2 separate regions of the Homo sapiens genome follow, and region 1 is linked to region 2. Evidence: chromatin contacts called from ENCODE Hi-C or POLR2A ChIA-PET data. All regions are on one chromosome and are shown on one strand. Each heading gives the region's core, a stretch centred on a gene start or an enhancer-like site at or near the end of the contact. The rest is flanking DNA. Distances are from core to core; before and after follow the strand shown.

Region 1 (7,547 bases), core at 461-2,960, 34 kb before region 2:
CAGAGCGAGACTCCGTCTCAAAAAAAAAAAAAAAAAAAAAAAGAAAAAAGAAAACTAATAAATTGCATTGCATCAAATTAAGAATTTCTGTTCTTGAAAGGCATTGTTAAGGAAATAAAAAGATTAGGAGAAAGGATTTGCCAATCATATATCTTACCAAGGAGTTGTTTGCAGTATATATAGACTCTTAAAACTCAACAGTTAAGAAAAAGCAAAACAAAACCCTGGTTAAAATATAAGCAGAAGGCATGAAAGATTCGTCACCAGAGAAGATACAAGGATGGCAAATATGCCCATGAAAGATTTTTTCAACCTCAGTAGTTATTAGGGAAATTTAAATTAGTACTGTAATGGAATACCATTACACAGCTATTAGAACGGTTAAAATAAAAAAAAAAACTGAGAATATCAACTGCTAGGAAGTATGTGGAGTAACTAGAACTCTTACACATTTCTGGTAGGTAAGCAAAATGGTACAACCACTTTGGAAACATTTTGGTAGTTTCTTTTCAAGTTAAACATACACTTACCATACCCACTTCTAGGTATTTACCTTGAAAAATGGAAACATACATGCTTATATCTGTACATGACTGTTTATAGCAGTTTATACTGCTTATTTTCAATTGCCCCAAATGAGAAACAACCCAAGTATCCTTTAGTTGTGAATGGTTAGACAACATGTGGTACATCCACACAATGGGATACTACTTACCGATAAAAAGAATAAACTATTAACACATGCAAACACGGATGACTCTCAGAACAATTACACCGAGTGAAAGAAACCAGCTCCCCCTGCCCTCTCCCTGCAAAACATGCACACCATATGGTTTCACTTATTTAAGCTTCTAGAAAATACAAATTAATCCATAGTGATAGAAAGCAGATCAGTGGTTGCAGAAAGAAGGGTGGGACAACAAAGGGGCACGAAAATTTGGGGGGTGAATAGCTTGATTGTGGTGATGGTTTCACAAGAATATAACATGTCAAAACTCATCCAATTGTATACTGAAATATGTTTGTCTTATTATTTGTCAGTTATACCTCAAGAAAGCTCTTTTTTTTTCAAAGTCCAGGTGATTCTAATAGGCAGCTGAATTTGAGGACCACTGAAACACACATACGTAACTCTCCTAAGTCCATCAGGTTTTGGCTTACTGCCACAGAGTTTTCTATTGTTCGGATTCCAGTCTTGTTACAAATATGAAACTTACAGGATAACTACAGAATGACCATACATAAAAATCATCAGATAATTTCACTTCAGAAATTCCAGGGCCTTCACTTTAAGCCATAGGGAAGCCCTAGATAAAAATTACTAATTTGAAATGAAATACAGCAAGAGACTCAAGCCTCTAAGCTTCCAGGGCTATAAATCATCTACAGTGCAGAGATGATTTTGGATCTGATAATTTGGTAAATTGCTTCTCTCATCCCTCATAGACTCAGCTTCTACACTTCCCTTATTTTGTCAGAGTTTTTTACTAGAACTCACTCCATTTTTTGCTTCTCTTTACTTTGACCTAACCTGTAGGGCTTCCAAAAATAGGTACTTGAGTGTATTGAAGAAGTTACTAACTTTGTTAAGTTATGCAAGACTTCCCTAAATAAGTATTATTTCCTCTTTCCTCTCAGTGACTCACACAGTACACTCTATAAAGGATTTGAAAGTGGCTGAAGGAAACTAGTTTGTCCCTTGTGCCCAGTTTTGCTCAGAAGCAGGAGAAAGACCTAGGGTGGCATATTTTAACCTTGAATATGTGTGTGACTCACCCAAGAATCCTGTAAAAATGCAGATTTGGTGTCAGCAAGAGTGGAGTAGACTCAAGCTTCTGCTTGAGTTTCTCCCCAGTGATGCTGATGCTGCTAGTTGGGTCACAAGACACATGACCTTTCAAAGTCCTTTCATCCCTGGGACACTGCAAAACAATAATGACCCTAATGGGGAGGAAGTCATTCAAGTCAAAGAGAGGAGCACTGCGTTACTACTGCCTTGATTACACTCTCCAAGTGTTGAACCTCCTGCCTTATGTAAATGTTTATACATCTGGTAAGGGTAAAGATTCACTTGCTGTGAATAGCTCAGGATGTTTAAAAAGTGTTGGTTGGATTTTTCTTACCTTTTTCTGGAAATAATTTGCAATAGATAAGATGGTTTTTCTAGGTTATATTTAGTTAACCCAACTTAAGCCACTTTATAACTGCTGCATCTAGCCACTTCTTGTGTGTATGCTTACTTTATTTTCAAAAATATGTAATGTCAAGGTATGAAATACCAATGTTTCATATACTATTTAGCTGAGGTTTTCAGTTCTTATGACAAATGGGCTGATTTCTCTCCTAGATCCTGAGGGGATTATATTGTATGTCCTGATTTTTCCTCTTTTTGAGGCAAAGATAGCACTAGTCATAGCAGCAGTTGCTTCTAATGATTTAGAGTTATAGTAAAATCTGTTGGAACGAATTGAAGGACAGTATTGTGGCATGGTTATGAATCTTCCTGGGGAAGCTGGCTGCAGCCTTTGGGTGGGTCTTTCTCACCCACTACTTCCCCCCCGCTCTGCTTTGTAAATCAAACTGCATGGTTTTTTTCCAAAGCAAATTCCTGATTTTTGGAAAGGAATCAAATAGTTTAGTTTTGCCTAAAACTGACACATTTAAACACATTTCAAATATATGTGAATTTGTAATTTAAACAAAACAAACTCGATGTGCTTTAAAGAGGCCAATCTATATTTTCAGAAAACTCTTATTATCGGTAATTTTCCATCTCAGTTTACCTTGATATTTAAATCAGTTCATCATGATTTTCAGTGAAAATAACTGAGAAAAAGGCATCCATAAAGGCTAAGAGTAAATCCATATTCATAGCTCTGTATTCCTCATCCAAGATTCCTTATTAAGTGATTACAGGAGCAGTTTTCTGTCTTTCAAGTCCATTTCTGCAGAAGAATTTGAATCACCACTGGAATGAATGTGGTAACGGGAGTAGTTCTGTCAACAATATGTGACACAAGGAAGGGAGTGCAGAAACTGGGCTGTCTGGACTACGGTTTTGGATGAGGTTTGGGATTTTTGTTGTTGCCAGAAAACTCAAAAGTTCAAAGAGAGTAGAAAAGCATATTGATTAGCTCTGGACTGGTCAAAGACTAGATTTATATCTGAGCTTAACTAATGTTTTACACATGGTCTCCTTTGTATTTTAAAATTTTTGTACCCCTGGTTAGTTAAAGGCAAGGACCAGCTGAAAGCAATTCCTCTTCTTGTCTTCTCTCCTCCAAATCAAGGCCATTTAGTTGGTAGGTAGATATTAAATCTCTAGGAACAAAGAGGAATGTTACTGGCCCAAATGTCCCATGATCCCTGAAGTTCATGTTGGTGCCAGAAGAGCTTCATGGCTTATTTTTCTCCCTAAATCTTCTACTCCAGAGGCCACATTTGCAGGGATATCTGGAGAACTGAGATGAACACTTGCCTCTCTGCCAATTCATCTTTCTTTTGGCCAGTTTATCAAGGATATTTGGATCTGCTGATGCACATTTCAGCCCCATCAGTTAATTTTCATTACAAAATTATGTTGCTAACATTATCAAGAGCATTGTGCCAAGCACTTTACACATATTACCTTATTTATTCCTCGTGATACCCATATTACAGGTGAGGAAACTGAGGCTCAGGCAGGTCACGTAACTTGCCCAAGTCCTCAAGGCCAGGATCCAAAATACAGACAGTTTAACCTCGAGCATGTGCTCTTAACCACTATAGTATTCTGCTTCCCTTATCCATAGATTCTTTCAGGACTTGGGAACTAAAGGAGTTTGGGAAAGAGACAAGGACATGGACTTTCTAATAAACTTCCTTTAAAGCTTCATTAGTTATACATCCATTCAACAATAATCCACTCCTCTTCAACTCTTCTAGAAGCTTACTTTCAATTTAAAGTCACAGTATCACTTTACAGCAGACCCCTCTGCCTGGTAAGCGGCTCCCCCACTAATTCACACGGTAAGTCCCTATAGACATGTTTATCTTCTAAAATCTATCCCACTGGTCATAACTCAATGAGTCCCAAGCTGGGTGAACAAGATTCTTTCTATTAGAAATCTCAAATTGGGAAAGAGAGGTGCAGAGGTCGTTTCTGATATGGCTAGAAATGTAAGATGTAAACTCAGTGTAACACGCAAACTCAGTAACTATAGAGAAGGTGGAGTGCGATGGCTCACACCTGTAATCCCAGCACTTTTTGAGGCTGAAACGGGAGGACTGCTTGAGCCTAGGAGTTTGAGACCAGCCTGGACAACATAGTGAGACCCCATCTCTGAAAAAAAAATTTTTTTTAATTAGCTGAGCACTGTGGCTTGCACCTGTGGTCCCAGCTATTCAGGAGGCTGAGGTGGGAGGGTCACTTGAGCCCAGGAGATTGAGGCTGCAGTAATTAAGCCACTGCACTCCAGCCTGGGTGACAGAGGGAGACCGTGTCTCCAAAAGCAAACAAACAAACATAAAAAAACCAAAAAACAAAAAAAAAAAAAAAAAGAGAGAGGAGGGAGGTAGGGGGTAGAGAGGAAAGAAAAGAGGAGAAAGATAGTGTATGTAGTAGACACACAGAGAAGCTGAGATCAGATGGGGAACTTTTTGTTGATTTCCAGTACCTAGATGCAGTTCTTTGTGACACATCCCTATTTCCCTAAAAATGGTCTTTTTGCTTTAGCTGGTCCAAGTTGATTTCTGTGCCTTACAATCAAACTTTTGATTGATGCTCATTGGAACTCCTACAAGACCCAGGAACTCTGACACTTCTGTATCATCCCAGGATCCAACAGAAGACTGTGCATTCAATCAGTGCTTTTGCTCTCCATTCTCCGCTCCAGTGTAGTGCAACCCACCCCCTAATCTTGAGCCTGTATCCAATCATCTGATTGTGTTGCCTGAATCCAGGCTCTTTTCTCTCCTGTTCACCTTATATTCTACCGTGAGATCAATCTTCCAAAACTTTGCTTTCCCCATGTGTCACTTTCCAACTCAAAAGTCAGTGGCTCACTAGCCCCTAATTGTGTCTCATGGAACACTGGAAATGTTCCATGATAAAAAGAGTTCTGTGGCCAAAAATACTTGGAATATCAAATCTTCCCCTCTCAACACTGCCACATATATAAGCATATTAAAAGCTTTGGGAAGTCCTGCTTATAAATCATCCCCCCCACCACCAAAAAACAAAAACAAAAACCCAGCTTAAATTTGCTTGATTCAATGTGTTCTTTCTTGGTGTAACATCTATGGCAAAGGGGAATACCTATAGAATTAAGGCCAAACATCTTTTTGGCCCTCTGCACACGTGCCCAATATATGAGTTATCTGATCTAATTTACTATTTCTCCCTCTGCTGCAGCCAGATGAGCCTCTTTCTTGCTTCCTGTGCTTTCTCACCTCTGTGCCTCAGCTGTAGTGTCCCCTCCTCTTGAAATGTTCCTTGCCCACCTTGCCTCCAAGCTCTACCAGGTCCTCTCTGGAGTTTTCTCAACCACCCAATTCCACATTGCACTTATACTTTTCTCACTTCCTAAGGCACGTGTAATCTGAAAAACATAGCATTTAGTCATAGTTGTTTCATCATAAATACAGTCCTATGTTTCTACCTGATTCTTTTAAAATTATGTTTGTCACCCCAGGAAGATGGCAATCTTTTCTTTTTTCTTTTTGAGACAGGGTTTCACTCTGTCACCCAGGCTGGCATGGAGTGGTGTGATCACAGCTCACTGCAGCCTTGACTTCTTTGGCTCAAGTGATCCTCCTTCCTTGGCCTCCCAAAGTGCTAGGATTACAAGTATGAGCCACAACACCCCGCCAGCAATCTTCTTCTTCTTCTTTTTTTTTTTTTTTTTGAGATAGAGTCTTGCTCTGTCGCCCAGGCTGGAATGCAGTGGCGCAATTTCAGCTCACCACCACCTCCGTGTCTCGGGTTCAAGCGATTTTCATGCCTGAGTCTCCTGAGTAGCTGGGGCTACAGGCATGCACCACCATGCCCAGCTAATTTTTATATTTTTAGTAGAGACGGGGTTTTGCCATGTTGGTCGGGCTAGCCTCTAACTCCTGACCTCAGGGGATCTGCCTGCCTCGGCCTCCCAAAGTTCTGGGATTACAGGCATGAGCCACTGCGCCCAGCCCGGTCAGCAATCTTCTTAAAGGTAGAAACCATACTTTTCTTCTATAATACCATTTTCAGGAGTGGCGCAAAATATGTTTTTAAGAATTATGCAATTGAATTGAATTGAGCTACTTCCCGGATTTAGAATGACAAATGCTTTCTCTCCATCTGCTTAAGAATGAACTGGCCTTCCCATTTAGAGGCAAGCATGCCCAACGCCCAATGCTAGGCTTTCCCTGGAGAACACAGGACAGCTGAACGCTTGGGGAAGAATTACTTCTGCTATGGCACGGTTCTCTTGAGCAGAGAACTTTAAAGGGATCATTATCTGCTTGTAAGGAATGGAGGTCAGCATGCCTGAAAACAGGAGTTGTGCAGATAACCTTGCCATATTTAGAATTCTATGCCTGGAAACAGCGTAAGTGCTCTTCCATATAAAATTGGGTAAGCCTATTATAGCATATCTATTGCACAAAATCATATATAGCTTTAACAAATCATATTGCAGAAGAATATTTAATGATTTGGGAAAAGATTTATGATGTAATGTATGAGAAAGAATTTCTTTCTTTTCTTTCTTTTTTATTTTTTGAGACAGAGTCTCTCTCTGTTGCCCAGGCTGGAGTGGAGTGCAGTGGTGCGATCTTGGCTCACTGCAACCTCCACCTCTCAAGTTCAAGCAATTCTCCTGCCTCAGCCTCCAGAATAGCTGAGATTTACAGGTGTGTGCCATCATGCCCAGCTAATTTTTGTATTTTTGGTAGAGATGGGGTTTCACCATGTTGGCCAGGCTGGTCTTGAACTCCTGACCTCAGGTGATCCACCTGCCTTGGCCTCCTAAAGTGCTGGGATTACAGGCATGAGCCACCACGCCCAGCTGAGAAAGAATTTCTAAAATAGCATATACACTATGTTTCTAACTTGATTTTAAAAAGAATATGCATTGAAAACCACACTGGAAAGGTAAACTAACATGTTAATCTTGATTAAATCTAGGTGGTGGGGTCATAAGTGTTTTTTTTTTTTAACACCTTCTTGTATTTTTCAGTATCTTCCTGGTTTTCTACATTGAACATATATGACTTTTGTAATCAGAAAAAAGTCAATCAAAATACAATTCCATGTTTTCTCTCTTCTCCTAGCTCCTATCTTCATACTGAATGATTGTACCCAGATTCAGAGGTCCGGAGAACTCTCTCTATTTTCACTTGGTTCCTTACCCTCTAGTTGACTATGGTCAGCTTGCTTTTTTTGATTAGTCATTGGGCTAATATGGGAGTGTCCCCAGAATTCAGTAATAACCTAGACATTGCCCAGGGCAGGCATCTGAGATGATTATAAAGAGCAGATCGAAATAACCTCTGCCTCTTAGTTTCCTTAGACATGTTTCGATTCCTCT
Region 2 (6,810 bases), core at 503-3,002:
TCCCTGTTGCAAATCCCATGGCTCGCCCCATTGGAATATCCCACTGCAAACTCTCACAGAACCCTGGTCTTATTCACCTTTGCATTCCCTGTGCCTCCCACTGTACGTGACAGGTCATATGTTCTTGAAAATACTTGGCAAACCAATGACAGGACCTGTCAATACCCCAGCTCACATACTCTATCTCAGGCCTGTCATGGCTCCTATGGCACAGCCAAGGTCACAGCCCCCACACTGGAAAGGGTCAGGTCTCTGCTGCCCTTTTTCCTGTAGGAAATTCCTGAGAAGAAGATTGTGTACCTCTGGATCCTCCCTTCCCCTCATTGATCTCCATCAGCCTAGATAGGCTCCCAGAAGCTAGGTCCTGCCTGGGCAGTGGCCCGTCCTGAGGTCTGACTTGGTCCATGTCACCCCCATCCCAGAATCAGTGGAACACTCTTTGTGACCTCCTTGGAGTGTACCAGGCTCCTGATTATGGGCCTGCCAATGGGGCCTTTAGTAAGCAGCTTCCCCTCTCTCCTTCTCTGAAGGGCCAGAGAACTCAGAAGAAGACATCCTAGGGCAGGAAGAGACTGCAAGGGCATCATCTAATTCTTTTTTTGTTTGTTTGTTTTTTTAGACAGAGTCTCACTCTGTCACACAGGCTGCAGTGCAGTGATGCAATCTCAGCTCACTGCAACCTCTGTTTCCTGGGTTCAAGAGAATTCTCGAGCCTCAGCCTATCGAGTAGCTGGGATTACAGGTGCCTGCCACCATGCCTGGCTCATTTTTGTATTTTTAGTAGAGACGAGGTTTCACCATGTTGGCCAGGCTAGTCTCAAACTCCTAACCTCAAGCGATCTGCCTGCCTTGGCCTCCCTAAGTGGGAATTCATCTAATTCAACAACCCTCCTCCTTATTCTTCTTCCCCATCTTCTTCCCCTGCCTGCTCCTGTTTATCTGGTCTTTCTTTGGGGCATATAAAAGCACAGCCACCTCACTTAGCAGGCAAGGGCTGAAAGGAAGCACAAAGACCAAGTCTAACTCCTTCATCTAACAAGGGAGGAAACCAAGGCCCAGAGAGTGGAAGTCACTTGCCCACACCCAACAGTGGTCAGGGCAGAGCCAGATCTCCCCACGGTGCTCCATGCAGTGTTCTTTCAGAGGCTGCCCCTTCCACATCCTCTTGTTCATATTAGCCAAGCAATGCTACTTCCATCAGGAAGGCACGTCCAATGCGAACCATTCCAGAGACTGCATTTCAAAGATTGATAGACATGGCTTTCGCATTATCTGCTGTTTCGGATTAGCTATGCCGTGGCTTCATTCTTTGGGGCTGATATTGGGGGTGGGAGGGGTGGAGAGTGGGGGAGGGGAGCCAATTCTGAGTCACTCTCTATGCCCTGGGCTCCAGCCTGCAAGACTGGGCCTGAGAAGGACAGGGTGATCCATCCTATATTTTCAGTCCGTCAGGAGATTTCATTGTTTAAACAAACATTTCAGCGAGGCCATCCAGCTGGGCAGTGATTTATGGCTCTGGCTACAGTTTTTCCCCAACAAAGATAAACAATCCTGCAACTCTTGGGACTCAGGCTGGGACTCATGGTTCTAACAACTTGGAGTCAGCTGGACCACACCAGCCATCGCCTGGTCTGGGGTTTGGTTAGGATCTGTTCACACTGGTCCTGTGGCTGAGCCACAAACCTTGGGGGACCATGTTGTGTTTGGAAGCTAGAAGCATTGCCTCCAGGGCAGAGGAGAGCAGCAGGAAGGAGCAAAATAGCTCAGAGTTGGTGCTTCAGGCCCATCTCCGTCTTTCAGGAGAGCAGCAATGTTCTCCATTTTGTGCGGTAGATATTTGGTGTTTTTGGTTAACAAGCATCTGTTCTTCCTTCTTTTGCTAACATTACATCAATTTCCTTTTGTAGAATTATTCCGGGTTGCACACTGCACCCATGTGCTTACAGAGTCTACTCAACTCTTGGATCTGGGCTCAGGCCTGACCAATCAGAACAGTACATTCCTGTGATCTTAGTAAAGGTTGGATATCTAACCCAATAAAAGCTTGCAAAAGGCGGAAAAACCTTTGCTGGAGCTGCTGGGAGAGAGGGAAATGCTCTTTCTCGCTGGACTGGAATTGGGGATGATGTGGAAGGATGAATGACTGCTAGAGCTGTTGCTGCCATCTGCCTGCATGGGAGAGCATGTCTGACAACAAAACCAATACCAATACACAGGAAGTGAAGCCAAAGGCTGGAGAGAGACCAGCTCCAGGTGACAACATTGGAGCCCCAGAATCCGCCCAAATCTTCTTTTATTTAAGGATTGGGTATTCTTTCACTTGCAACTGAAAGAAGGGTAACCAATATCCACTGTCTGACATAGCAGAAGAAACTGGCTCAGTAGGCATCTCCTGCAGCCTCCAGCCCAGCTGTCTGGATGTGATGGTTTAGTAAAAGAACAGTAACTCCCTCATATTCCCCTCTCCCATTTGATCTGATGGCCTGTGTCTACTATACTTCACCAAAAGGATATGGTGCTGTGACAGATGCAGAGGTAACTGAAACACAGCTCACATTTTTCATGGAGTTCTTGTAAGCAGGGGGGACACACCATAGCCTATTATTTAAGGCAGATTGAGATGCATGTCTTGGGAAAAGAACAAACAAGGTTTTTTTGAAGATGCAAGGAAAGAAGAGCTCATATCTGATTGGTGGGGACCAGTGGATGCTTCATGGAAAAGGGCTATTTGGGATGAGTCTTCAACGATGAGAATTTTAATGGGCAGACATGGGCAGGAGCCTTTGCAGGTAGATGAAATAGTGTGATGAAGGTCAGGGAGGTGGGAAAGATGAAGTGAACATTGAAAAGTAGAGTTGGACTGGAAGACAGGGGACATTTAGGGGAATCACCAGCCTGCAAAGTAAGTTGGTGTCATCTAGGAAGATGCCTCTAATGAGAAGCTTGTTCTTAGTCCAGTAGGTGATGGGGAGTTATTGAACATTCTTGAGCAGGGAAGTGGCCTCATTGGTGCTACTCTTGAGGGGCCTGAGATGGAGGTGGGGAGAGATCCAGTGTGGAAAAACCACTGAGGTGGGATTGGGAGGTAACCTTGACTCATCCACAGGATGGGGAGAAAGCCAGGGAAGGAAAGGCAGGGAGTGAAAACAGGAAGTAGTTCTGGTTTCTCTTCATTCATACCTCAAGAAGTGAGGTTTCTAAAGCACAAAGTTCAAAAGTCACAAAAGGAAAGTTTGATATATTTAATTACATAAGAATTAAAAATTTCTACATGGCAAAGTGCTTTAAATGAAGTGAAAAGACAAGGACAGATTGGGGAAAACATTTGCTACACAAATGACAGAGGATTAATTTCCTAAATACATAAAGAGCTTTTATACTGCAGAAAGAAAAAATAACAGCTAATGGAAAAATGGTCAAAGGATATGAATAGACAGTTCACAGGAAAAAATGCAAATGGTCATTAAACATATGAAAAAAATAATAACTTATATAGAGCTTTATGTTTGTTTATACATTTAATTTTCACAATAACTATATGAAAAATGTTATTCTTCTGATATCTTTTTACTGATAAGGAACCAAAACCATAGAGAAGTTAAGTGCATTGCCCACAGTCACTCAACTAATAAGCAGTTGGGTAGGGATTTGAGCCCAGGGACCAGTTTGTTCTCTCAAGCACTTCCTGTTCACACTCATCTATTCTACAAGACATCCAGGACAGGTGTGGTGACTCGTGCCTGTAATCCCAGCACTTTGGGAGGCAAGGATTGCTTGAGGCCAGTAGTTCAAGACTAGCTTGAGCAACATAGGGAGATCTTGTCTCTACAAAAAATAAAAAAAATTAGCTGGGTGTGGTGGTGCACGCCTGTAGTACCAGCTACTTAGGAAGCTGAAGCTGCAGTGAGCAGTGATTGCGCTGCTGAACTCCAGCATCAGTGACAAAATGAAACTCTGACTCAAACATAAATCCAAAACAAAACAAAAATCCCAAAGAAAGAAAGAAAAGGATTAAAACTACACCAAAACACCATTCTTTATAAAAATCACATTGGCAAAAAGCAAAATGTTTGGTGGAAGGTTGATAAAACTGTTGAGGAAACCAAGACTCACATATTGTTGGTACAAGTGAACTGGAACACCATTTTGTAGGGCAATTTGGCAATATTTATCAAGATTTTATTTTATTTATTCTAAGAGACGGGGTTTTGCTCTGTTGCCCAGGCTGGAGTCCTGTGGTATGATCATATCTCACTGAATCCTCTAACTCCTGGGATGTCTCGCTATGTTGCCCAGGCTGGTCAAGATTTTAAATACAAATTTGCTTTAACCTAGAAATTTCATTTCTAACATTTTTATAACAGACGTACAAAAATATCTATATTTCTAACAGATATATTTATTGTAGCATGTTTGTAATAGCAAAAGACTAGAAACAAGCTAAGTGTCCATCACTAGGGGACCTGATGTATAGATTACAGTTCCTAAAGCTGATAGGAAGAATAAGGCTGATCTGTATGTATGCTATGAGCAACCTCTAAGATATATTGTTAGGTGAAAAAGGCAAGGAGGGAGGCTTGGCGCAGTGGCTCACGCCTGTAATCCCAGCTCTTTGGGAGGCCGAGGTGGGTGAATCATTTGAGGTCAGGAGTTTGAGACCAGTCTGACCAACATGGTGAAACCCCATCTCCACTAAAAATACAAAAATTAACTGGGTATGTTGGCACATGCCTGTAGTCCCAGTTACTTGGGAGGCTGATGTGGGAGAATCGCTTGAACCTGGGAGGTGGAGGTTGCAGTGAGCCGAGATTATACCATTGCACTCCAGTCTGGGCAACAGAGCAAGATTGTCTCAAAAAAAAAAAAAAAAAAAGCAAGGAGGGGAACAGGGTGTGGAGTGTACCCCACCTCAGCCTCTCCATATATGCTGGCAAGGGGACAGTGTCTGCCTCTGGAGAACAGAGTCAGATGCTTAGGTTAGGAGCCAGAGGGAACTACTAGTTTTTTGACTGTATATGCTTTGTTATTGTTGAATTTTTTTAAAACATATTCAAGAATTACCTTTTCAAAAATAAAAATGTATAGTAAGATAGTAAGATAAAACATAGTACTAGTTGGAACAACCACCACAAAGAAATAACATGATTGCCATTATTCATCCAAAGGGCCAGCTTGTTGATCCACTTGTCACGGTGGGAAAGAGCAGTGAGCTGTGTTGGGGGGTTGCTCACAGAGCTGAAGGGCAGGGAGCCAGGGCCTGGGGGCTCAGTGAACTTTACCAGGGAAGAGATATCTTGCCAGGTGCTCATTATGTTAAGATAGGCAACACACAACTTCATTTGTTTCTATTTTTAAAAATTGTTTCATTTATTAGAATTTATCTCCCTCCTCATTAAAAATAAAAACCTAAAACTCAAGTTCTTTTTGAAAAATGCTAATCTGTTTCAGGTAAACTCAGGAGAAAAGGATTTTTTGCCCATGCCTGGGTAGAGCAGCGCAGCAAGGGTGGGAGCCAGGGAGCCAGCATGCCCGGCAGGGACGGCTCTTCCTCACCCTGCCATGTTCCTTCCCAAGACCTACTGTGTGTGCTGCTCATAAGCACGTTCTCTTTTCAAGGTTCTCTCTTGATATTCTCTAGGTGACTTCTGGAGGGTCTGAAATAGGTTGAAGAAGATGGAGTGGGATGAGAGACACGGGGGAGGACACTTTAGGATGGAATGTGGAGACTTTTGGGATAGGAGAGAAGGAGGGAGAAGAAAAAGCAATGGAAAGAAGGCCAGAGTGGCTGCAACCCAGAAAACAAAGACGGGACAAAAACAAGACTAGAAGAGTGTGTTTTATAAACAGCAGTGCAAAGACCATCCTTGTGGATTTCTCATTTTGTGGTGCACTTGTCTAGTTCTTTTCCTTCTTCCTTCCTTCCTTTTCTTTTTCTCTCTCCCTCCTTTCCCTTTCTCTCTTTCTTTCTCTCTTCTTCCCTTCCTCCCCCTGCTTCCTTCCTCCCTTCCTTTCTCTCTCTCTTTCACTTTTTTAGAGATGGAATCTTGCTCTGTCACCCAGGCTGGACTGTAGTGGTGCAATCACAGCTCACTGCAGCCTCTAACTCCCAGGGCTCAAGTAACGCTACCACCTTACCCTTCCAAGTAGCCAGGACTACAGGTGCACACCACCATACCCAGTTAATTTAAAGTTTTTTGTTTTTTGTAGAGACATGGTCTTGCTATGTTGCCCAGACGGATCACAAACTTCTGGCCTCCCACAGTGTTGGTATTACAGTTGGGAGCTGCTGCACCCAGTTTGATTCTTTAGAATATGTTTTTAGACGTTGAATGGCTAGGTCAAAGGTTATACACATTTAACATTTTGCTACATGTCCCCAAACTGCACCCCAGTAAGATTTTATCAATCTCACCCAGGCAGTGTGTGAGGCTCCCCCTTCCCCCACAGCTCTTGCCAGTCATTTGAGAAAGATTTCGAGACAGAGGGATGGGAATTTGAGGGCGATGATATCAAACATTCTTCTTCTCAATAAGGTAAGAGGCAAGATCCTAGCCAGAGTTCAGAATGAGGGGCGCAGTGGTAAGATTGGGGCTGGAGGAGAGTGGTGAAGGCAAGAAGAATCAAGATGGCGGGACTCGGTGCAGCTGCTCTAGCAAACACGAAGCGACATTAAGAACATGGGAAATCTGAGGATGGTTTACCACATTGTGTTTTCTTTAATTGTTTGTTCTTTAGGATTATTTCCATTGCTTTGTGGCTGCTTTAATGAGGAATTCTATTTTTTCACTTTAGAAAGGGAATCGGGTGGAA

Evidence for each region. Hi-C counts contacts between places; a loop is a spot of excess contacts on that map. ChIA-PET counts read pairs that join two places held with the same protein, here RNA polymerase II (POLR2A). Pooled maps may share reads with other maps.
Region 1: a loop to region 2 is called in a map of endothelial cell of hepatic sinusoid, with 3 times the contacts of the local background. The contact joins two enhancer-like sites. A Hi-C loop is called at or near these places in 2 of 168 maps with a recorded cell type or tissue (CD14-positive monocyte and endothelial cell of hepatic sinusoid), 2 of 37 single-sample maps with no recorded cell type and 2 of 50 pooled maps. POLR2A ChIA-PET finds 5 or more read pairs at or near these places in 7 of 52 experiments (CD4-positive, alpha-beta T cell, HepG2, OCI-LY7 and 3 more).

The regions. Positions count from the first base shown.
Region 1 is chr2:42,112,499-42,120,045 of GRCh38, reverse strand. No RefSeq gene overlaps it. Among named protein-coding and RNA genes, the nearest start is that of EML4, 53 kb to the left of the region's middle. Within about 2 kb of position 1,710, at least 12 of the 41 ENCODE cell types and tissues checked have a DNase peak (open chromatin) inside an H3K27ac peak, as active enhancers do.
Region 2 is chr2:42,079,118-42,085,927 of GRCh38, reverse strand. It overlaps LOC105374531 (a long non-coding RNA gene), which reads left to right. Exons shown (of 2, transcript XR_940001.1): 2 at 1,908-2,454. Among named protein-coding and RNA genes, the nearest start is that of PKDCC, 35 kb to the right of the region's middle. Within about 2 kb of position 1,752, at least 6 of the 41 ENCODE cell types and tissues checked have a DNase peak (open chromatin) inside an H3K27ac peak, as active enhancers do.